Linked DNA regions of Homo sapiens: region 1 is linked to region 2. Evidence: chromatin loops called from intact Hi-C (ENCODE). Cell type or tissue: PC-9. All regions are shown on one strand. Links, peaks and the distances in the headings refer to the core of each region. The heading gives the core; the rest is flanking DNA.

The links. Hi-C counts contacts between places; a loop is a spot of excess contacts. Peaks named below come from ENCODE experiments on the same cell type or tissue, not always from the same donor. Only the 100,000 strongest peaks of a DNase experiment are listed, where the experiment ranks them.
Region 1: a loop joins it to region 2, with 10 times the contacts of the local background. A loop is called at or near these places in 46 of 110 quality-filtered maps.

What each region holds. Positions count from the first base shown.
Region 1 is chr2:20,139,072-20,150,728 of GRCh38, reverse strand. No RefSeq gene overlaps it. Among named protein-coding and RNA genes, the nearest start is that of SDC1, 80 kb to the left of the region's middle. RefSeq lists enhancers at 140-289, 320-369, 4,665-4,744, 4,955-5,114, 8,866-9,450. In PC-9, for the core only: no CTCF peak of the experiment used is centred there; DNase peaks (open chromatin) are centred at 5,688, 7,238 and 9,128; H3K27ac peaks cover 3,736 bases.
Region 2 is chr2:20,226,865-20,238,521 of GRCh38, reverse strand. No RefSeq gene overlaps it. Among named protein-coding and RNA genes, the nearest start is that of SDC1, 7.6 kb to the right of the region's middle. RefSeq lists enhancers at 1,840-2,398, 2,399-2,957. In PC-9, for the core only: a CTCF peak has its summit at 6,326; DNase peaks (open chromatin) are centred at 5,471, 5,981 and 6,711; H3K4me3 peaks cover 1,599 bases; H3K27ac peaks cover 3,364 bases.

The DNA of each region.
Region 1 (11,657 bases), core at 5,189-9,188, 89 kb after region 2:
TCTCAGTAAGATTTGCATATTAACAATACTACACTATCAAACAGAAGATGAATCATGGGATGCCACATTTAAGTAAGTCCCACTCATGTGACAAAAAGAATGGAAGTGAGACTGCAGCACAGTGGTAGAAACCCAGGTACAACACCACTGGCCCCTCTTTATCCCCACTGTAAGATCCAGTGGCCCTAAAGCACCAGGAATGTGGCTAAACTACCTACTGACTTGAAGTGCCTTCCTCATCTGTGGATTCCTGACCCATTTTTTTTTCTCAGTTCCTCTAAGTACTTTATTATGAAAATAGCTCAGAAGAAATTGACCTTTTTAAGACTTGCTTGGCCATTTATTCATTCGACCCACACTTATTGCACACCATAATAAGGCCATTCTTGAGAGCATCAAGGTGAGCAAACAGGAATAGTCCTTGCCCTCATGGAGCTTACAGTCTTGGGTCAGGCGTCAGACAAATAATCGCACATACATACATGTATGTACATTTAAAATAAAGAAATAAGTAGGTAAGGAGTAGGAGCGTTTCACAAGGAGGATGTGGCTCAGAGAGGGGTGAACTGAGGAAGCAAGGTATGAACTGAAGTCTGAAATATTCATTCATTTATTCGTCCTCTCAACAGTTGTTTATTGAGTGTTAACTGTGTTCCAGCTATGGGGATACAATGTTGAACCAGCCAGACAAAATCTCTGCCCCATGGAGCCTCCTTCTAATGAAAGTTACTGAGTGGTGCTGGGAAGAGATGCCTTGGGAAGGACAATTAGAGGGAGAGCAATAGCCAAGGGTCTGAGACAGGAAGGAACATGGTGGCCCCGAGGGACAGCCAGGTGCTATTTGGCTGGAGCCCAGAGAGGAAGGGAAAGGCAACTACAAATGAAGCTGGGTAAACAGGGACCCAGACCAGAGCCTTGTGACTTAGGGTGCCGATAATGCAATCACTAGAATGCGTCTGTATTAACAGTTCTGTTCCGAAACATAAAGCTTTGGTTTTATGCCCACTGGTGAACGGTGGCTTGCTGGGCTTCACAAAGCACTGACTGCTCTCAGACGTTATCTGATGGACTGAGTTTTGCTTTCTCATGCGCATGTGTAACAGATGGCAGCAGCCTGGGCAAGCCAGCCACCGCAAGATGGACTCATAGGACACCCGAATTCCTCAACATTTTTTTCTCTGTGATGTTGCTTTGAGGAGATCTTTTACTTGGTTTGCTACTTCCTAACCTTGTGACCGTGTGCAAGTTACATAACCACTCTGAGCCTCAGATTCTTTGGTATAATACGGGGGATAATAATACCTCCACTTTGGGGTGGTTGTGATGACTCATTGAATGAAATGCAAAAATCTGTGTGAAATTGCCCAGCACACTGCCCAGAACTCAGTAGACATGCCTCACAAATGTTATTTCCTTTCACTGACCTCTTGTTTAATTTGAAGTTTTGTTAAGTGAATTTCTGTTAAGCAAGGGATCTCTGTTCTCAAATTACAGTAACTGCTACTTTCCGGGGCAAGAGGTTATATTAGCAAGACTTCCTCTTGTAACAGTTAGGGAATGGACAGCCAGGGGAGATGGGGGAGAGGGTGCTTTGAGCTGTTGGGGTGAGACTCCGTCCTGAAACAAAGAAGCAACAAAGAGAAAACCCGGGCCTTTGTCTTCCTTCTTTTGTGGGGACCAAAATCATATGCGCCTATGTGTGTGAGAGGCCACCACGTGACCAAGCCAGCACTTTAAAGTCGGTGCCTCTGAACACTGGTCTCAAAACAAAATAATTGCATACAGACATTCCTTTTGATCACATTCTAATACCGATTTACAACTCTGCTTCCTTGTAACCCCAAAGAAAGCCCTAATCATGGAGCACATACCAGAGCTTCGAATTTTGAGTGTGTAGGAGTGGGTGTCTGTAAGTATGTATTTGTATAGGGGGCAGTGAGTGGCGGTTTACTAATGTCTAGCTCCCCTGCCCCAGATTAAGCTGTCGATGTGGCTAGTGGGATATTTTCATCTGAATGGCTCAGTTGAGCACTGGAGGCAGAAGACAATTTTTTCTGTGGTTTGCTCCAGGCCAGGCAGTTTTTCCATTCTGTTCTTTTAGTATGATCATGATTACTTCATTACCTACCCCGATGGGGTTTCTTTGGGTCCCAGTCTGTTTTTAATAAGAAGCAGACTAAAAACAAAGTTTTGGTTGTGTTTGAAATCTTCAGCTTTTTTTTTCTGAAATAATAGGTTAAAGAATTTTATTTGTCTTCTGAGGTTCTGAGGTTGGCTCAGAAATCCTCTGACCCAAGCCTTTGGGGAACAGGGAAATGGCACTTAGAATACAACAATCAAATGCAGATTCCTGGGCGCTGCCCCAATCTGCTGTATCTGAAGCTCCAAGGTGAAGCCCAGAAACCAATGTTTTTAGCAGTAATATCAGTTGATTCCTGTGAATAAGAATAAAAGTTTAAGGTTTGAGAACATATGAGTATAGAAAGAAAAATCCATCAATCCATATTTCTTTTTAATTACGATATAATTCAAATGCCATCAAATTCGCCACTTAAGTGCACAATCAGTGGTTTTTAGTATAGTCACAAGGTTGTGCCACCATCACTACTACCCAATTCCAGAACATTTCTATCCTCCCCAAAAGAAAACCTGTGTCTATTAACAGCTAGTCCTGGCCAGGAGCTGTGGCTCACGCCTATAATCCCAACAATTTGGGAGGCTGAGGTGGGCGGATCACTTGAGGTCAGGAGTTTGAGACCAGCCTGACCAACATGGCGAAACCCTGTCTTTACTAAAAATACAAAAAAAAAAAAAAAATTAGCCAGGCATGGTGGCACACACCTGTAATCCCAGCTACTCAGGGGGCTGAGGCAGGAGAATTGCTTGAACCTGGGAGGCGGAGGTTGCAGTGATCCAAGATCAGGCCACTGCACTCCAGCCTGGGCGACAGAGCAAGACTCTGTCTCAAAACAAAACAAAAGTTAATCTTAATTTCCCCCTTCTTCTAGCCCTTGGCAACCACTAATCTACTTTTTGTCTCTATGGATTTGTCTATTCTGTACTTTGCATGTAAATGATAGCATACAGTTTATGTGGTCTTTTGTTCCTGGCTTCTTTCACTTAGAATAATGTTTTTAGGGTTATTCATATTGTAGCATGTATCAGTACTTCATTTCCTTTTCATGGCTGAATAATATTTCATTGTAAGGACACACCACTTTTGTTTATCTATTCGTCAGTTGATTATCAATCAATACTGAGTACCGTTTATATGCAAGACAGTCTGCAGGGCTGTCCAGGGGATGGACATGAGAGAGAAAGGACAGTTCTCCAATAGTACAGGAAATCAAGAAGAGGTGATGGAGAACACAGCGCCTGGCACAAAGCAGAATGAGTGAGTGAATGAATGAATGAAAGCCCGCACACAGGAAAAGAAACTTAACTTGTAGAGGCAGCATGTGCTGGTGCCCCGTGTCGGGGTGGATGACGCTGCCCAAGTTCAGGACCAGCAGTGATAGTCACTCACTCAGGTGTGAGAGGCTTTACTGTAAGTTGGGTCTGGGCCCTGGGGTCTCCAGAGATTAATCAGACATGACCCATGCCATGGAGCTCATAGACTGTGAAGAAGGCAAAACAGGGCGTGGATCATAGATGACATTCAATAGTGGGGGAGGGAGGGGGCAGTAGTGGGTAGAGAGGAAGACCCTTTCTGGCTAAGAGGTCAGGAAAGATGTAGGAGGAGGCAGCATTGGAGCTAGGCTTAGCAGCTTGGGTAGGACTTAAAGAATGAATGAAAGACCACACACAGAGGAAAAGAAAGAGTTAAATGGCGGATAGACAATGGGAGCAAGTTACCAAAAACTAGGGACAGAAATGTGTAAGATGGGCTCAGGGACAGAGTTCCAGGACACCTGTTTTACTGAGGTCAGTTGTTCTCCACCCTGGCTGCACATCAGAGTCATCTGGATGCTTAAAAAAATACCAAAGGCTGGGTCCTGCCCCTAGAGATTCTGTTTTATTTGACCTGTTTTGGGGGTGAGTCTAAGTAGTGATATTTATTAAAAGCTCCCCAGGTGATTCTAATGAGCAACCAGAGTTCAAAACCACTGACTCAGAGGATTCAAGAGAGACAGTTGGCCATTAGCCTGGAGCATGAGGTTGGGAGTGGACTGTACACGGGTGGACCACATCATTTATTCTCCAAACTGGGATACATTTTTGCATGAAGCAGGGTGCTATGAATTATTATGCCAAGACAGCAGATATAAACTAGATCATCCAAAACAAAGTGGGGTGTATGTCCACCCTAACCGTGGAAGAACTTGAATGCAGGCTATGGGATTTGGACTTCACCTTATCACAAATGGGAGCTACTGAAGGTTTGGAGCAGACAACTGACACCTAATAAAATGGGAGGCGGGAAGGCAGAGGAATGTGGGGAGGATTGGGCTGGGGAAATGAGGAGACAGAAAAAGTGTGTGCATGAGAAGTACTCCCCCAAGCCCACTCCAAATAAACCTTCAATTTAAATAAAAATCGTGTGCTTGCTGGGCAGCGGCTGCTTCAAGACAAGTCATTGCCTTCTCCTCCTCCTACGTGAAAACTGAAGTGGGGTGTTTGGGCTTCCCCTAGCACCCGAGACACCTCTCTGGGAGATCCCCTAAGGGCTGTTCGCATGGACAATTTCCTCTGCTCATTTGTGAACTGTGAAAACTCCAGGCAGCCTCTCTGGAGAGGCCCAAGGGAAGGACTCCTCCATGTCCCCTGGTGCCCTTGCCCTGGGACTTGGCTGTCCCAGCTCTACAATGTCCAGGCCACTCCCCCGCACTTCTGCCTTTTGGAGAGACCCTGTGTCCTCTTGCTCCTCCTCCAGCTTCCGGATCACTGGGAGGTGCTGCTGTCGTGGCTTTTTCCCTCCATTTGTCAGGCTCACAGGGCTTGTCAGGTGAGATATACACTTGTCCCACCCAGCCCGAGGCCAGAAAACTGGGTGTGTTTGGCTGTGAGCCCAGTGAGAGTGGGCCATCTCTGAGCGTGGGTGCTTCTCTTCCCAGAGTCTGGCATCCACAGACAGTGTTGGCCAGGCCTGCCCACAGTGTTGACTGGCATTTGGACTGGCACCTTCAATGTCCCCTGACCCCCCAGTGCAGAAAGCACTGGCCTAAGGACTGGAGCAGGGGAAGGGAAGATGCAGACCATCCGTCCTCCCACCCCCCACACCAGGCTGTGCTCCCTATCAGAATCCAGCAAAGCACAGAGGAGTGCCCTAATGCCAAACACAGGTCCACAGGTGGGGTGGGATGGCGGGAAAGGAGAGAAGCTGGAAAGAATGAACAGCTCCCACACTCAACATCCCCTTCCTTTTCCTTTTCTTTCCATCTGGGAAAATATATTTAATTCTCTCAAATGATCTCACAATATCAACACATAAGCACAGACCAAACTACCCACCCCTTGCATTCCCAGCGTCGGTGGTCCAGGAGGGAACTGACTGCAGAGACTGTTCCAGCCCCGCTCCTGCCATGCCCCTGAGTTGACAGGGAGAGGTCTCCCTAACCCAGGCAGCAGAGGACAAAATGTGGCAGTCTCTGGCCTGAATCCAGTAAGCAGTGCTCAATCCAGCCACCCCTAGGCTGCATGGCCTCAGGGCTGGGACTGGGGACGGGAAGTCTCAGTTCCTCCTAGCAAGAGAGGAATGCCCAACGCAAGAAGGAAATGCTTTGTGATAAATGTCCAGTGCTAGAGGCTGGGCTCTTTCAAGAAGTGAGTAATCTCAATGTTGTCATCTGGCGAATGGGTGTATGGCAAGTTTCCTGGTTCGGAACTTTTCTTTCTTTTTAATAAAAGTTGCCATCAGCTCCTTCTTTATCCAGCTGGTTAAGAACAGGTCTTCTTTGTTCAGGAAACTGTCCTTTGAGTGGTCCCTCTTGGCTATTCACATGTTAGGCTAGTGGGGCAAGGGGGAACTGGTTCCTGGGTGGCCTGAGGAGTGCAGGACCCTCTAGTCCCTACATGGAAGAGCAGGGAGATAATTTGCTTGGGGCCAAGGAACATCTGGGAAGAAAGAGATGAAGACAAAGACGTTTGCCGTGTTAAAGTTGGAATTTTCCTGATGAAGTTTGAGATGAAGTGCCCCAGGAATAGAATCCCCACAGCCCCTCAAGGGAATGGCACCAGGAAGAAAGGGGGTCAGAGTTGGTGACCAGGCTCAACCCCAGGGCCTCCATATTCCTGTGGCATGGAGTGTGGCTGAGGACAGAAGCCCTCCTGGGCTCAGCTCTACCAGGGCTGTGCGCTATTTGGGAGCCTGGCTAACCTTGGAAGTATGAGCTTACAAGAGCAGTGGCCTTGGAGCCCAAAGTTGGCACACCTCTGTGGACCACATAAGGGTCAGGACCAGTGAGGCAGGATCTCATCAGACTTTGCAAGACCATTTTCTTTAGAGACACATGGTACTGTGCAAGAAACAATGGAAATCAGGACCTCCTGACTCTCCAGTTTCTCTCTGATTGCCATTTGCAATCAGAATTACCTGTAGGACCAAGTTTGGCCCCAATTTCCTTGGGGGAGTGGGTGAGGAATAAGGGGTAAGAAGGGGTAAAGAGGCATGACTTCCTGTTAATATGGGCGTATGGGAGCTCAAGCAATTATTGAATAAATAAGAGGGATTACATTTGCACCCCAAACTGGGGAACTGTGCTTGCTTAGGAAAAAGCCCAGAAAGTTATACAACAAAAAGTTATTAGTCATTGCCTCCAGCTGGTAAGATATCAAGGGATGCCCTTCTTTTTCCTTTCTATATATCTGTATTTTCTGTTTTCTCCCCATGGTGATTATGAAGTGATTTGAGTTATTAAAAACACTTTACAGTAGCTCAAAAAAACTATTATTATGTAGAGGCCCCAAGAAAAAGCACATTATGTCTGCTTTCATTTATTCCAAGAGGTAGAGAAGAATATATTATGTTTTGGAAAGATTTTTCTTAATCCAAGTGGTTAAAAGAGAAAAGTTAGGTGCCTACTGATATGTGTTCAATTGCCTGGAAAAAAAATCAATTACATGGCAGTTTAACCTGCGGTGATGAGAGAGCCCAAGCCACACATGGACTCATTCAAGGGGCTGGGAAGACAAGATTCGGGTGGGGCAAGTCGTGAACAGGATTTTCAGGTCTCTATGGGGTTGCCCTAGGGTAGAGGGAGCCCAGGGCCTATCATGTGCAGAAGTTACAAGTGACCAAACCAAGCAGGCCATAAAAGGCAGGCATTTCCAGCAGCCTGGCAGGCACGTCCCTGAATGGAATGTCTTAGGAGATGCTGTAATGAAATGACCTCAAACTTCTATCAACAAAGATGTTTTGTCTGCTGGTTATTATGTCATCATCAACATGACGGGAAAGTCTGTGAGGATGAGGAATAAGGAGAGAAATGGTGGGACAACTGAGCCAGCCAAGAGACCCCTAAGAGAGAAGATAAGGAGGGCATGGCCCGTTTGAAAGGGTGGGTGTCCAGTTGGTGTAGACATGAAGAGATAGGGAGGTCTGGCTGGTGTAGAAATGGGAAGGCAGGGGGAGGGGAGGGTCACCTCAGAAACAGGAGCTTCGGGAAAGGGAGTGTGACATTCAAGCACTAGACCCTCTAATGCATACCTGCAAATTAGTGCCACCTCGCCCTAGGGGATGTGGGTGAGTGGAAAGTGAGCTGGATTTCATTCCTCCACTTGCTTCCTTGGCCATCTGCCCTTGTTCAGTAGACAATCCACACACATGTACCTGGGGGCCCAGGGCAGCCACAGCACAGTAATAAATGTGTTGTCAGTCTGCAAATCACCTCAGTCAGCAGCTGGGGTACAGGAGCAGGATGAGACCTCGGTGAGGAGGCCAGCCACCATGCATGGCATGGTAACAGTGCCCAGGGAAGCAGGCTGAGGTCCAGGGCAGAGTTCTAAGGCCAGTGGTGGGTTGGAATGAAAAGCAGGGAAACTGAGGCAGAATTCCTTTTGTATGGGCAGAGGCAAATGGAAGGGGTGGGTGACTTTGAGGCTCTCCATGTTCCCAGAGCACATCTTGGGCCACAAGGCTCATTCCAAGCCCTTCTGGAATAAGCTGCCTGCAGAAATCCTGCCTGTTTTGGCTGGGAGGGGTCCATAACATGGGTAAGCAGAGCGGGCTGTGGAGCCTCAGCGAACCCACCACAGGCCAGGACCAACAGGGCTGACCAGCTATGAGACCTGCTTACTGCTTTGGTTGTCCTTTATGGCAGTGGTGTTCAAATTTGAGCATGCATCAGAATCATCTGGAGGGCTTGAGGGATCCCAAAACAAAGTGTGTGATTTGGTAGGTCTCAGGTGGGGCCTGAGGATTTGCATTTTTTATTTCTCCCAAGTTCTCAGGTGATGCTTTAGAAACCACGTTCCAGGGATGCCTTATTTCTGAAGCCCAAGGCTTCCATGAAAACCTTGATTGCTTGTTCCTCCTTGATTTTCTTTTCAGCCCCAGAGCCTCAGAGGGTTCCCGTTAACAGTACCCCTCCAGGCTTCTCTGAGGTTGCAGCTCGATCTCATTTTCCTGGCAGAAATTGACACCTGTTTCTTCCCTTCTACTCTGGACTTTAAAGCAATGGATCTCTTAGAGAAAGAATTAGCCATGCCCCGATTTGGGTAGAGGGAGGGGCTGGGGGCCATCCCAGACCTCCTGTTGTCTCCAGTGCCTCAGCACCTATGGGGCAGCCCTGGACCCGGCGGAATCTGGAGATTGATTTCCAGGACCCTGCTGGGCAGGCGTAAGGGTAAGGGCTTAGTTACTGGCAGAGCAGCGATGATTTGCCCTAAGATCCTAACTGAGCCCTAAATCCTTTCATTAAAGTTCTAAATGAATCACAGCCTCTGAACTAGAACAAACGCCAGCGGGGCATCTCTCAGGTCTCAGTTTCCCCAGCTGTAAGTGAGGCTGCTCCAGATGTTCCCTGAGATAGCTTTTGGCTCTAGCATTCTTGATTCCGAGGAGGACAATGGGTCAGAGGAAAGAGAGGGCTCATCAGGGTTTGCTGGGAAAGGGGTGGAGCTGAAGGTGATGTCAGCCGTGGTGAGCTGGGCCTGGAAAAGCAGCGTGAGTCACCGGGCATGACGAGGGGCAGGATGGAGAGCCAGGGAAAGGCTTTAATGGGGAGTCATGTGGTCAAACCATCGACTAGGAGGCTGAGGCTGGCAGCCAGCTGGGGTTTGGAGCCAGAGAGGTTGCCTAATGTGCCATTCAGCCTCTTACCCATGGGGCAGGGGCCAGTGCATCATCCCGTGGCTCTGGCCTGGATGTGTTCAGGTTCTGGGCTCTGGAGAGCCATAGGCCCTTGTTGGGAGTGGCCATCCTAGAGGGATGGCTGCCAGGGCCCTGACCTAGCACCATGTGGGCATGGGACTTGGGCCTCTCTGTAACCCAGACCTGCAGCAAATTCCCTACCTGCAAGCAGCCTACCCAGCCTGACCCCCTCGGCCTGACTTTGGTCCTGGGGCTGCCTTGCTCATGTCCCTGTACCTCTGCTTGTCTCTCAGCCCCTCTGAGACAGGGACTGGGACTTGCCTGCTCTTGTAGCCCCCTGCACAGCCCAGCTTAGCACCGTGCTGGACTCCTCATGGGAACTGAGGGAACTATCCACCTCAATCCAAAAGCTACTTTGGAAAGAGACAGGGGCGGAGCTGAGGTCTGACCAGCCCTTCCCACCCCCATGCCTGCTTCTCACTTCTCTGTCATCTCTGCCTTTTGCCAAGACCCTTGGTGCTTTGTGCTGATGGTCACAACGCTGAGATGGGCAGCCCAAACCAGGACTCACAAAGCAGGGGAGATGCACCAATGCCAGCATCCCTTTGCTGACCCCTCTTCCTGGAGGGCACCGGGCTCCGGGCTGACACACCTCAGTTATGGTCTGGCTTGGCCACAGCTAGCTGTGTGTACACGAAGTCCCTCTTCTTCTCCAGGGCCGGCTTCCTCATCTGTAAATTAGGAGCAATTATTCTTGAGCTACTGGGTCACCTGACACAGAGAAGAGGCTCCACCGATGTTTCTATGATTGTTGTCATTAAAAAACATGACAGCCAGAGAGGTTGGCACCGGGGTGTCTGCCATCCCTCGTGTCCTGAGAGCAGGCTCAGCTGGGCCCAGCTGAGATACTGGAGCTGAGAGCCCTGGAGAGATACTGGTGGGTGGGTGGCTGTGCAGGCATCTTTGGGGGAACAGAGTGGGATATGGGGAGGGGGCCGGAGTCCAGGGGGACTCCCAGCCTAGCCTGGGCCATGGGTGGGTGAAGGCCATGCCCCCTCCGCAGGGGCTCTGATCAGGTGGGGGCAGGCTTGGAGGTTATTTGAGGGCACAGGAAATATCTGGAATCTATGAGAATGGGAACTCAGGTCAGAGGTCACCTCAAATTAAAATTGAAAAAGCCCTCTGTGTGAAGGGAATCAAAGGAGGTGAAGACGTTTGCTCTTCCGGAGTCTCCTGAACCCAGATGTTAGCGGTTAAAATTCCTGTGGGGCTAAACGGTGGGCACAGGGAGCCATCTTGGGGCCCGGCAGGGCAGGAGCCCAGGGAACAGTGTGCATTCTCATGTACCCTCCAGGACATTGCCCCAGGGATTATGAGCAGAGCGGGGCCTGTCCCTGCAAAGCCGGGTGCTGTGGGGGGATGGGCACTCTGGGGTCTAGGGCCTCCCGCGGCCCTTCACTCTGGGCTGGCTGCACCCTGGAATGAAACAGGATCTGGCATCCCTGCTCTAGTCTGAGCCAGGACAGCTCATTAGCTGGAGGGCCGTGCTCCTTCAGATTTATGGTCAGGAGCCCCTCATCTGAGGGCCAAGGTCTTTTGATCTGAGCCCAGGGGTAGGGGCAGGGGATTCCTGGGTCTTAATTGGCATCAGCTAGGCTGATGCTGACCAGGACTCTGTCCCAGGCCTCAGCCCGCAGCCCCAGCCCCCCAGGCTGATGCTTATTGGGGGTGGAGGGCTCTGGGAGGAAGACAGGCATGTGCGGAGTTTGTTCCTACTCTGCAGGGCCTCATGGGCAAAAATACCAGGAGGGAATGAACAGCTCAAAAGGATCCTCCCCTCAGCCGCTCCCCAGCCTTGACCCATCCCCGACCCTGATTCTTCCCTTTCCCACTCTGACCTCACCCCAACCAAGTGTCACATCCTATCTGGGGTGGGGCTGGGGGCTGCCATGTACCTGGGCCTGTGCCAGGCACCTTGAGGACACAAGGAAAGTCTAGCAGAAAAGTCAGCTATATACACAACTAGAAAGAATAGATAAAATAATAGGCTGTGCTTTTGATATCTTGGACTTCCCCAGGTCAGGGATGACCATTTACATGAGGGATTTATTGTGTCTTGTTCTTTTGTTTTCGGGCTTAAGGAGGAGTGAGGAAGTATACTCAGGGGATACTTACTTAGAGAGAGAAAGATATTAGGGAGAAGAAGGGGAAGGGAGGAGAGGAAGGGAAGAAGACATTGAGACAGAGGCAGACAGAGAGTGAGACAGGAAAAGAGATTGTCAATCCTGAATCCAGCTGTGTCTCAACCTAGCTGACACGTCCTGGACTTCTCAGGAATGTGGCCCAATAAATTTCCTTTGGGCTCAAGCTAGATGGAGCTGGGCCTCTCTCCTGAACAGTGTGGGCG
Region 2 (11,657 bases), core at 4,459-8,458:
AGATGAGTTTTCGCCACATTGCCCAGGGTGGTCTCAAACCTCTGAGCTCAAGCGATCCTCCTGCCTCAGCCTTTCAAAGTGCTGGGATTTACAGGTGTAAGCCTCTGCACCCAGCCCAAAATAAATAATTTTCTAGGGAAATATATAGTTCCAAAATTGATTCAAGAGGAGTGGGAAACTTGACTATATCAATACCATTAAAGAAATTAAGGAAGTAGGAAACAAACAAACAAAACCAGAGGTATCACGTTTCCTGATTTCAAAACTTATTAGAAAGCTACAGTAATCCAAACAGTGTGGCACTGGCATAAAGACAGACATACAGACCGAAGGAAGAGAATAGACAGACCAGGGAGAAACCCTCGCATATATGGTCAAGTGATCTTCCACAAGGGTGCCAAGACCGTCCAATGAGGAAACAACAGTCGTTGCAACAAGTGATGCAAAAGTTGGTCCCTTACCTTACATCATATACAAAACTAACTAAAAATGGATGAAGATCTAAACGTAAGACCGAAAACTGTGAAACCCTATAAGAAAATGTAGGGGGAAAGCTTCGTGATGTTGGATTTGGCAGTGATTTGGCTATGACAGCAAAAACACATGCAAAAGCAAAACTAAATAAATGAGACTACATCAAACTTTAAAATGTCTGTGCACCAAAGGAAACAATCAACAAAGTGGAAAGGCAATCTACAGACTGGGAGAAAATATTTGCAAATATGTAAATAATAAAGGGTTAATATTCAGAATACATAGACACCTACAACTCAACAACAACAAAAAACAACGTGATTTTAAAATGGACAAAGGACTTAAATAGACATTTCTCCAAAGATGATATATAAATGGCCAAGAAGAATGTGAAAAGATGCTCAATGTCATCAGTCATCATCACGGAAATGCAAGTCAAAACTGCAATGAGATATCATTTCACACCCATTGAGACAGCTACTAAAAGAAAAAAAAAAGAACAAGGAAATAACAAGTGTTGGTGAAGCCTCTGTGGAAAAAACAGTATGGTGCGTCTTTGAAAAATTAAAAATAGAATTACCTTGTGATTCAGCAATCCCACTTCTTGAAATACCTCCAAAGGAATTGAAAGCAGGCTCATATTAAAACAGTCAATAGCTAGTGGTGTGTGTTTATATACAATGAAATTTTTATCAGCCTTGAAAAGAAAGGGTACATGCCACAGCATGGAGGAAAGTTGAGGACACTGCACTAAATGAAATAAGCCAGCCACAAAAAGACAAATACTGTATTTCCCCAAATGAGTTGAAAACTTTGTCCATAAAAAAAACTGCGTATGAATGTTTATGTCAGCTTTATTCATCATTGCTAAACATTCAGAACAAACCAAGATATCCTTCAGAAATAGATGAACTGGTACATCCATACAACACAATATTGTTCAGCAAGAAAAAGGAATGTGCTATCAAGCCGTGAAAAGACCTGGAGGAACCCTAACTCCACATTGCTAGATGAAAGTAGCCGATCTGAAAAGGCTGCATACTGTGTGTTTGCTTGCAGCTATTCGACACTCTGGAAAAGGCAAAACTACAAAGACAGTAAAAAGATCAGTGGTCGCAAGGGGTTGGGAGGAGGGAGGAATGAGTAGGAGGACACAAGGAATGTTTTGGGCTGTGAAAGGCTCTGTAGGCTACTGTAATGGTGGAGACATGTCATTATGCATTCGTCAAAACCCACAGAGTGTACACCATCAAGAGTGTAGTCTGATGTGAACGAGGGACCTTAGCGAATGAGAGCATGTCAGTACTGGTTTGTCAGTTGTAACAGATGTATCACACCAATGCAACAGGTTAACCATAGGAGAAACCGTGTGTGGCAGGGTGCGGAGAGGTCAATGAGAACTCCCTGTACTTATGACTCAATTTTTCTGTAAACCCAAAATTGCTCTTTAAAAAAAGGTCTATTAATTTAGGAAGGAAGGAGGGAAGGAAGGAAGAAGTAAGGAAGGAAGGGAGGAAGGGAGGGAGGGAGGGAAGAAGGGTGGGAAGGAAGGAAGGGAAGGAAGGAAGGAGGGTGGGAAGGAAGGGAGGGAGAGAGGAAAGAAGGAAAGAAGGAAAGAAGAAAGGAAGAAAGGAAGAGGGGGCTTCTCCTTACACAGGGCCTGGCTCCTGGTGGGCTCTTGCCAGGTGTGAATTCCCACCCAGCCTCCATCCCAGGGCACTGGTCCTTTCTCCCCTCCAGCCTATGGCTCACTTCCTCAGGTGTGTAATCAGGCTCTCGCTTGCCCTGGGCAACATTCCCACTCCTTAGCTTGGCAGTGAAGGCCTTCACCGGTTGCCCCAGCTTCCTGTCATCCCCACCCACTGCCACTCCCTTCAGCCACTGCCCTGAGCATTTAGGGAACACCATTACTCAGCGGTGCGTAGATGGCCCTGGCCCTTTCAGGGCCTCAGCTGGCCAAGTCCTCCCCTAGCTTGAGCAGCCCTGCCCACTTGCTCCCCTGCCTGACAAACTGCTACTCAGCAGGCAGGTTTCTGCCTGGACGTCAACTCCTCCAGGAAGCCTTCCCTGAACTCCTCCCTGCAACCCAGGACTGGGGCCCCTGGCTCTTGAACCATCTCATCATAGGACTCAAAGATTGCAGTTGCCCCAGGGCAGGGCCCTGCCTTGGACAGCATGCACCCCCAGGCCCTGGCTGGGAGTGGGCGCTCGCTGCAATTTAAGAGCATCCAAAGGACCATGGAGACACAGCGTTTGGGGAGAGCAATGTAGCAGTGGTCTCAGAATCTCCTCCAAGGCAGCCAGGCCACTTCTGTCCTAAGAAAGGTTTGTCAGCTGTGGGACGATGTCCACGTGAGGATATTCAACAGTATTGTTTGTGACAGCAAAGCCTTTAAAAATGGCACCCATCAGAAGGGGAATGGTTAAATAAATCAAGATATAGCCAAACCAGAGAATCCCAAGCAGCCACTAACAAGATTGAGTCTTATCTGTAGATACTGACATTTCTTTTTTTTCCTTTTTTTTTCTTTTTTTGAGATGGAGTCTCGCTCCATTGCCTAGGCTGGAGTGCAGTGGCATGATCTCAGCTCACTGCAACCTCCGCTTCCTAGGTTCAAGCTATTCTCCTGCCTCAGCCTTCTGAGTAGCTGGGATGACAGGCGTGTACCACCACACCCAGCTAATTTTTTTTTTCTTTTTTTTTTTTTTTTGCGACAGGGTCTCTCTGTGTCACCCAGGCTGGAGTGCAGTGGTGCAATCTCAGCTCACTGCAACCTCCGCCTCCCGGGTTCAAGTGATTCTCATGCCTTAGCCTCCCAAGTAGCTGGGATTTCAGGTGCCCGCCAAGATGCCTGGCTATTTTTGTATTTTTAGTAGAGACAAGGTTTCACCATGCTGGTCAGGCTGGTCTTGAACTCCTGACCTCAAGTGATCCACCCACCTCGGCCTCCCAAAGTGCTGGGATTACAGGCATGAGCCACCGCACCCGGCCTCCATTGTGTTTTTGTTTTGATTTTTGTTTTCAGGAGATGGGCGCTCCTAGAGCATGGGTTTATGCTGATGGGAAAGTCATCATTTCCACACCACGGAACACCACTCAGCAATGAAAAGGAACACACTCCTGATGCACACAGCTTGGATGGAGCTCAGATGCAGTCTCCTAAATGAAAGAAGCTAGACTCAAAAGGCTTCCTACTATACAATTCCACTCATAGGACATCTGGAAAAGGCAACACTTACAGAAAACCGATGAGTGGCTGCCAGGAGCCAGGGGTGGGGAAGGAGTTGACTACAAAGGGTGCAGGGAAGTTTTGGGGATGAGTAAACTGTTCCAGATCCTAACTGCAGTGGTGGTTATACAATTGCATGCATTTGAAAACAGACTGTATAACAATAAGGGCAAATTTTACTGTGTGTAAAATATACCTTAGTTTTTTTTTTTTTAAGAAAGGAAAAAATTACATTTTCTTTTTAACATTACATGCCCCCTTTTTTCCACTCATTTTGACTGTAACATAAATTTGAATTATTAAAATATTTCAGACCGGGCGCAGTGGCTCACACCTGTAATCCCAGCACTTTGGGAGGCCGAGGCGAGCGAATTGCCTGAGGTCAGGAGGTCAAGACCAGCTTGGCCAACATGGGGAAACCCCATCTCTACTAAAACACAAAAATTAGCCAGCCATGGTGGCGGATGCCTGTAATTCCAGCTACTCGGGAGGCTGAGGCAGGAGAATCGCTTGAACCCAGGAGGTGGAGGTTGCAGTAAGCCGAGATTGCACCGCTGCACTCCAGCCTGGGCAACAACAGCAAAACTCTGACAAAAAAAAAAAGAAAGAAGGAGAGAGAGAGAGGGAGGGAGGCTTAGAGAGGTTGTATGACTTGTCCAGGGTGGCAGGGCCAGAGTTCAAATCCAGACGGTTTGATGTTAGAGTGAACACATTCAACCGCCGTGCTAGGGCTCTGGAACTCAGATCCCTGCAGGGCCCAGCAGGTAGTGGACCAGCTAGAAAGACACACTCTGTGACTGTGGCTTCCGCTGGTCTTTGCTTTGACTGGATGTGGGTCCAGCATATTAGCTCTTCCAATTCAGCTAGAAAAGTCGGAATTTTTTTTTTTTTTTTTTTTTTTGAGACAGAGTTTCGCTCTTGTCGCCCAGGCTGGAGTGCAGTGGTGCGATCTCGGCTCACTGCAACCTCTGCCTCCCGGGTTCAGGTGGTTCTCCTGCCTCAGCCTCTCGGGTAGCTGGGATTACAAGCTCCTGCCACCACACCCGGCTAATTTTTGTATTTTTAGTAGGGACGGGGTTTCACCATGTTGGCTAGGCTGGTGTCAAACTTTTGACCTTAGGCGATCCACCTGCCTCGACCTCCCAAAGTGCTGGGATTACAGGCGTGAGCCACCACACCTGGCCGAAAAGTCAGAAATCTTGATTCTTACATGCAATTCTCCGATGGAAATCTCCTTTTTAAAATGGTGTAGGCTGGGTGCCAGCACTTTAGGAGGCCAAGGCAGGCAGATCACCTGAGGTTAGGAGTTCAAGACCAGCCTGGCCAACATGGTAAAACCCCATCTCTACAAAAATACAAAAATTAGCTGGGTGTGATGGCGGATACCTGTAGTCCCAGCTACTCGGAAGGCTGAGGCGGGAGAATCACTTGAACCCAGGAGGCAGAGGTTGCAGTGAGCCGAGATTGTGCCACTGCACTCCAGCCTGGGTGACAGAGCGAAACTCAATCTCAAAAAAAAAAAAAAAATAGCATAAGGGGAAAACAAAAACAAAAAAAAGAAAACAAAATAAAATAGTTTAAAGGCAAAACACTTCTACAGGCCAAATGCAGCCCTAGGGGCTGTCCCTTTGCAACCTCTGTCCCATTCCTAGGGAATGCAAAGTCACTTTCTCACCTGTTGAGTGAACTCAGTTACTCATCTGTTACATGAATTTGCATATGCATCCTGGGGCTGGAGGTGAGGCACACCTGTGTGCGTGAAGGTGCGTGCACATGTGCTACACACAGGTATGAGCGCTGACATAACACTATGACTTATACATCCTGGCTGCGGTGAGCTCAGGAATCTCTTCAGAGCCCAGCCCAGATTCTCCCCTGCGGGCTTTAGAATCTCCAACTTCTCTATGATTTCTAGGGTCCTACCTTGTGCCAGGTAAAGTGCTAAGTGTTTTATATGTATTATGTCAGAATGCTTAGGAACTTGCCTAAAATGAGTCTATCTGCCTCTCCCAGTGAATCCCACTGTGGGTATCCACGGCATCACTAGCATGCAGGGGGCACTTACACGTGTGTGCCAGGCCCTATGGAGGGCTTAGCTCATTCAATGCTTTTGACTCTTTGAGGTAGGTACTAGTATTTCTCCAATTCACAGAGGAACAAATTAAAGAGCAAAGAGGTTACTGCTTGCCTGAAGTCACACAGCTAAAGTAGCTCAAAGAATGTGTAGAAGAACCGGCTGGGCAACATGGCAAAACCCCATCTCTACAAAAAATACACAAATTAGCCAGGCATGGTGGTATGTGCCTGTGGAGGCTGGGTGGGGAAGATCACCTGAGCCCAGGAGGCAGAGGTTGCAGTGAGCTGTGATTATGTACGTCACTGCACTACCCCAGCATGGGTGACAGAGTGAGACCTTGTCTCAAAAAAAATCAAAACAACAACAACTCCTCCCAGCTCCCCCCCCCCCGCCCCTCCCCTCACAAACAGCATATTGCATGCAGCAATTAGCAGGGCTTTGTAGAGTCTGTCCCTGGGCAGCCAAGGCGGGTGGATGACCTGAGCTCAGGAGTCCAAGAGCAGCCTGGCCAACATGGTGAAACCCCATCTCTACTAAAAATACAAAAATTATCCGTGTGTGGTGGCAGGCACCCGTAATACCAGTTACCCAGGAGGCTGAGGCAGGAGAATCACTTGAACCCGGGCAGTGGAGGTTGCAGTGAGCCGAGATTGTGCCACTGCACTCCAGTCTGGGTGACAGAGCAAGACTCTGTCTCAAAAAAAAAAAAAAAAAAAAGTCTGTCCCTAGCAAAGCAGGTGAGGTGGGACAGGGGGAGCTACTTCCCTGCTCCAGCCCGAAGAGCACCAGCACGGGCTCCCCTTCCCCACAGGGGCTGAGTCACAGAGAGCCTGGTGCTGCTCAGACTCCAGATCCTTGATGATGCCCTGCAGGGCAGGGGCTAGTGTGAGCCAGTGGCGAGTGGCCTCACTCCAGGAAATTGCTCAGGGTGACTGGGCCTAGCTGCACCTGGGAGGGTGTGGCTGGTGTTGGCACTCCTCCCTGCTGGAGAGCTTCCTGTCCAAGCTTCCAACAAAGGCAACAAAGGCTCATCCTTGAGGCAGCCTAGAACTGAGTCACGAGCCCCGGGGTGATCTACCAAAGGACTTCAGCACCCAGTGCTGCCCCAGCCTAGGCAGCCACTTTACACACTGATTCGGCCCCTCTGACGCTAGCTGTTTACGTAAACCAGGTGGAAATGGACCCTCACCAAGGATTTTCCACATTGCACTGTTCCTCTCCTTCATCCTTCTCCAAGCCTCATCGCATCCCACCTCCTCCATATTATTCAATCCTGGCTCCCCACATTGTACCTTCACGGCCCCTGCATAGGGTGTCCCAGCCCACAGTCTCCCTCCCTGCAGCCTGCCCTTCGCACAGTGGCCAGAGGATCTTTTCAAAATGCAAACCACTGGCTCCTCCAGCCTAGGCACGGCCCGTTACTGGCACACACTGCTCAGGCTCTCTCCCTCTGATCCAGCCCTTGCCAGAGGTCCTGTGCCCCGGCCAGTCCAGCCCACCTCAGACTCCTTCCAGTTCCTGAACATCCTGAAGCTCTGTCTTGCTTCTTTGCCTGCTCTTTGCTGGGTTTCCTGTTTGGAATGTCCTTTCCCTGCTCTATCTGCCTGCGGTAGGCTGAATAATTACCCTTAAAAGATATCTATATCCCAGCCCCTGGAGCCTGTGAATGTTAACTTATAGAACAACAACCAATACAAGGTGGTGGTGGTGGGTCTTTGCAGATGTGCAGATGTGATTAAGAATTTTGAGATAGGGGCGATTATTGGGAATTATTCCAGTGGGCCTTGCATGCAGTCCTGTATTCTTACAAGAGACAGCCAGAGGGAGATTTCACTATACACAGAGAAGAAGGCAATGTGAAGATGGAGCAGAGAGAGCTTTGAAGCTGCCAGCTTTGATGACTGGAGTGATGGGACCACAAGCCAATGAATACCAGCAGCCACCAGAGGCTGAAAGGGGCAAGAGATGGATTCTCCCTAGAGCCTTGAGAGGGAGCACCAACCTGCCCACACCTTGATTTCAGCCCAGTGAAACTGATTTTGGACTTCTGACTTCCAGAACCGTAAAAGAATGAGTGTTTATTTATTTATTTATTTATTTAGAGATAGGGTCTTGCTTTGTTGCCCAGGCTGGAGTGCAGTGGCATGATCTTGGCTCACTGCGGCCTTAACCTCCCAGGCTCAAGCAATCCTTTCACCTTAGCCTCCCAAGTAGCTGGGACTACAGGCGCGTGCCACCACACCCAGCTAATTTTTTTGTTTTGTTTTTTTTGCAGAGGTGAGGGCTCACTATATTGCCCAGGCTGGTCTCAAACTCCTGAGCTCAAGAAATCCACCCACCTTGGCATCCCAAAGTGCTGGGATTACAGGTATGAGCCACCTCACCCAGCCTAAGTGGGTGCTATTTTAAGCCACCAAATTTGTAGAAATTTATTACAGCAGCCACAGGAATCAAATACACTGCCCAAATCCTGTTTCTTGATCCACGGACAGGTTCTAATGGCTTCCCACCCACCCTCAACCTTCCTCATCATTGAAACCTTTGGGAACTTTATCCCTGCGTCCGGAATCCATCATTTCCTTACTGCTGCTGATGAACAGGTTAGTATTGCACGCACTTCTTTGTTTTATAATGATTGTTTAGTTCAGTTTTTCCCCAAAGACTGAACTCACAGAAAATGAAAACCTTATGTTTTCACTTTGGTATCTCCGGCACTCAGCCCTGGGCCTGGCTCCCAGTAGGGTCTCTGCAGCATAGCACTGCCGCATTGCACAACTCCACAGGCACCATTCACACCCGATGCTATGGACTGTGAATCTCTAGAGCACGATTCCACAGGACCCACCCTCCCTCCCTTCCTTCCCTCTCTTTTTCTCTTTGTCTTTCTTCCTTCCCTCCTTCTTCCTTTTTTCTTTCTTTTTTTCTTTCTTTTTCTTTCTTTCTCTCTCTATCCCTCCCTCCCTTTTTTTCTTTCTTTTCCTTCTTTTTCTCTCTCTCTCTCCCTCCCTTCTCTTCTTTCTTTTTCTTTCTTTCTTTCTCTGTCTCCCTCCCTTCCTTCTTTTTTCTTTCTTTCCTTCCTTTCCTTCCTTTTTTCTTTCTCTTCCTTTTTCCTTTCTCTCTTTTCCTTCCTTTCTTCCTTCCTTCCCTCGTTCTCTCTTTCCTTCCCTTCCTTCCTTCCTTCCTTTCTTCTTTCTTTCTCTCTCTGTCTCTTTCTCTCTTTCTCTCGAGTGCAGTAGCACAATCTTGGCTAACTGCAACCTCTGTCTCCCAGGTTCAAGGGATTCTTGTGCCTCAGCCTCCCGAGTAGCTGGGATTATGGACATGTGCCACCACACCAGGCTAATTATTGTACTTTTAGTAGAGATGGGGTTTCACCATGTTAGCCAGGCTGGTCTCGAACTCCTGGCCTCAAGTGATCCATCCACTTTGGCTTCCCAAAGTGCTGGGATTATATGCATGAGCCACCGCACCCAGCCAGGATACCATTTTCATGGAAGACACTGAATCATGCTTCCTGGAACTGGGTAATGCTCCATCTCTAGACATATTTATCAAATAAATGAACTATACTCCACTCTCCTCCTCCAAAACAAAAAAGTTATTCCCATAGACAAAGGGTTCCTAGGCCTCCCTAGGATGATGGGCACCATGAGGTGATAAAAGTGGTCCCTTACGGGGATCGCTTTGGGGAAGTAGATACTCTGATTTGGATGTGTAAATTCCAATGATATCTACAAAAGGTGTATTATTCTCTCTCTTTCCTGCTATCAAATATTAGAGGCAACTTAGAAGGCAAGGGAAATTATAAGTTAGAAAGGGACAGTCAGCACAGGGGCAAGGCAGGTTTGAGGTTGAGAGCAGAGAAGCAGGACATAAAGTCCAATCCACTTGCTGCACACTGAATCCCCAGATGATTTGGAGCTGCCAAAGCACGAAAGTGCAGACACACTTGGTTACATATTTCTCAATATCTAAGAATGAACATATGGCCAGGCACAGTGGCTCACGCCTGTAATCCCAGCACTTTTGGAGGCCGAGGTGGGTGGATCTCCTGAGGTCAGGAGTTCGGGACCAGCCTGACCAACATGGTGAAACCCATCTCTACTAAAAATACAGAAGTTAGCCAGGCATCGTGGCGGGTGCCTGTAATCCCAGCTACTTGAGAGGCTGAGGCAGGAGAGTCACTTGAAGCCAGGAGGCGGAGGTTGCAGTGAGCCGAGATCATGCCATTGCTCTCCAGCCTGGGGGACACAGCGAGAGTCCGTCTCAAAAAAAAAAAAAAAAGGATGAACATATTCGTTCCTTAGACGAAACCAAAACTTTCCACTGCTTCTAGGTCTTCATGTCTCACAACAGACCCAAGGACAGCTCCGCAGCCGTGGTGGGTGAGGGGCTTCCTCTGGAGTCCCCCGATGGCACTCAGGGCCATGCCCCTGCACTGGGACCCAGTGAGAGCCAATCCTACGGTGCATTAGAGGAGACATACGCCAGTGTGGCCTTCAGACAGTTCTCTGAAAAACCTCTCCAACATGGCTCCTTCTAGCCTACACCTCTTTTTTGGGCAGGAATTGTCCCCAAACTTAACATACAGTCTGGGGCTGGGAAACTGGCTGGGCTGCCTCCTAGAGGCTCTTTGTAGCAGCATCTTCAAAGCCATTCCTCTCACCGTCCTCCTGAGGCACCTCTTCTTCCTTTTTCCAGTTGTCCTCCCCATACTCTTCTGAGATGATTCACTTAGTCTTATACAGAAGAATGAATTCATCAGTGTATTTTTAGGATTAGAATTGCTGGCAAGTGAGAGAAAATTCAGAGAAACAGTGTCCTAAACAAACAAAAAGAGACATTTTCCCATCATGTATAAGTCTGCGTGGGCAGTCCAGGGATGACGCTATACTCCATGGGGCAGGGACCCATGCTTCCTTTAACTTGTTCCTCTGCTGTGGATGGCCTCTGTTCCCATGTTCACTTCATGGTCCAAGAAGGCTGCTTCAGAGGCAGCCATCAGATCTGTATTCCGCCCAGGAGAAAACAGAAAAGGGAAGGAGAGCATGCTTGACACCTTTCTGAAAGTGCATGTACCACTTCTGCTCATGTGCCACTGGCAAGACCCTAATCATGTGGCTACGCGTGGCTGTAAGAGAGGCAGGGAAAGGTAATCTTTATTTTAAATAGCCATAAGCCCAATTGAAATTTAAGGAATCTCTTACTGAGAAAGAGGAAAACAGATGTGATAAGTAAACAGAAGTGTCTGCCCAACCAGTCGGCAACTAAAGGCTTCAGCAAAACATTTCCTAATGGGAAGGATGGTCAGACTCAAACAGCAATAAGATATAATTTTACTTGCATCAGCTGGCAAAATATAAAAGGCCCAACACCAAGTCATAGGAGGATGTAGAAAAATGGAAATGCTCATAACTGCTGTTGGGAGTGTAAATTACTATAAGCCCTTTGGAGAGCAATTTGCTTAGAGCAATTGCTTACAACAATTCCTGAGAAAGTTGAAGATGTTTATACCTATAATCCAGAGCTCTACTTCTAGAGAAAGCCTCACACATGCACTCAAGAAGACAAGTATAAGGGCCAGGCACGGTGGCTCACGCCTGTAATCCCAGCGCTTTGGGAGGCCGAGACGGGTGTATCACCTGAGGTTGGGAGTTCAAGACCAGCCTGACCAATATGGTGAAACCTTGTCTCTACTAAAAATACAAAATAAATAAATAAATAAAAAATTAGCCGGCCTGTGGTGGCGTGCGACTGTAATCCCAGCTATTTAGGAGGCTGAGGCGGGAGAATTGTTTGAACCCGAGAGGTCGAGGCGATTCTCCCTGCCTCAGCCTCCCGAGTAGCTGGGATTATAGGCACCTGCCACCATATCC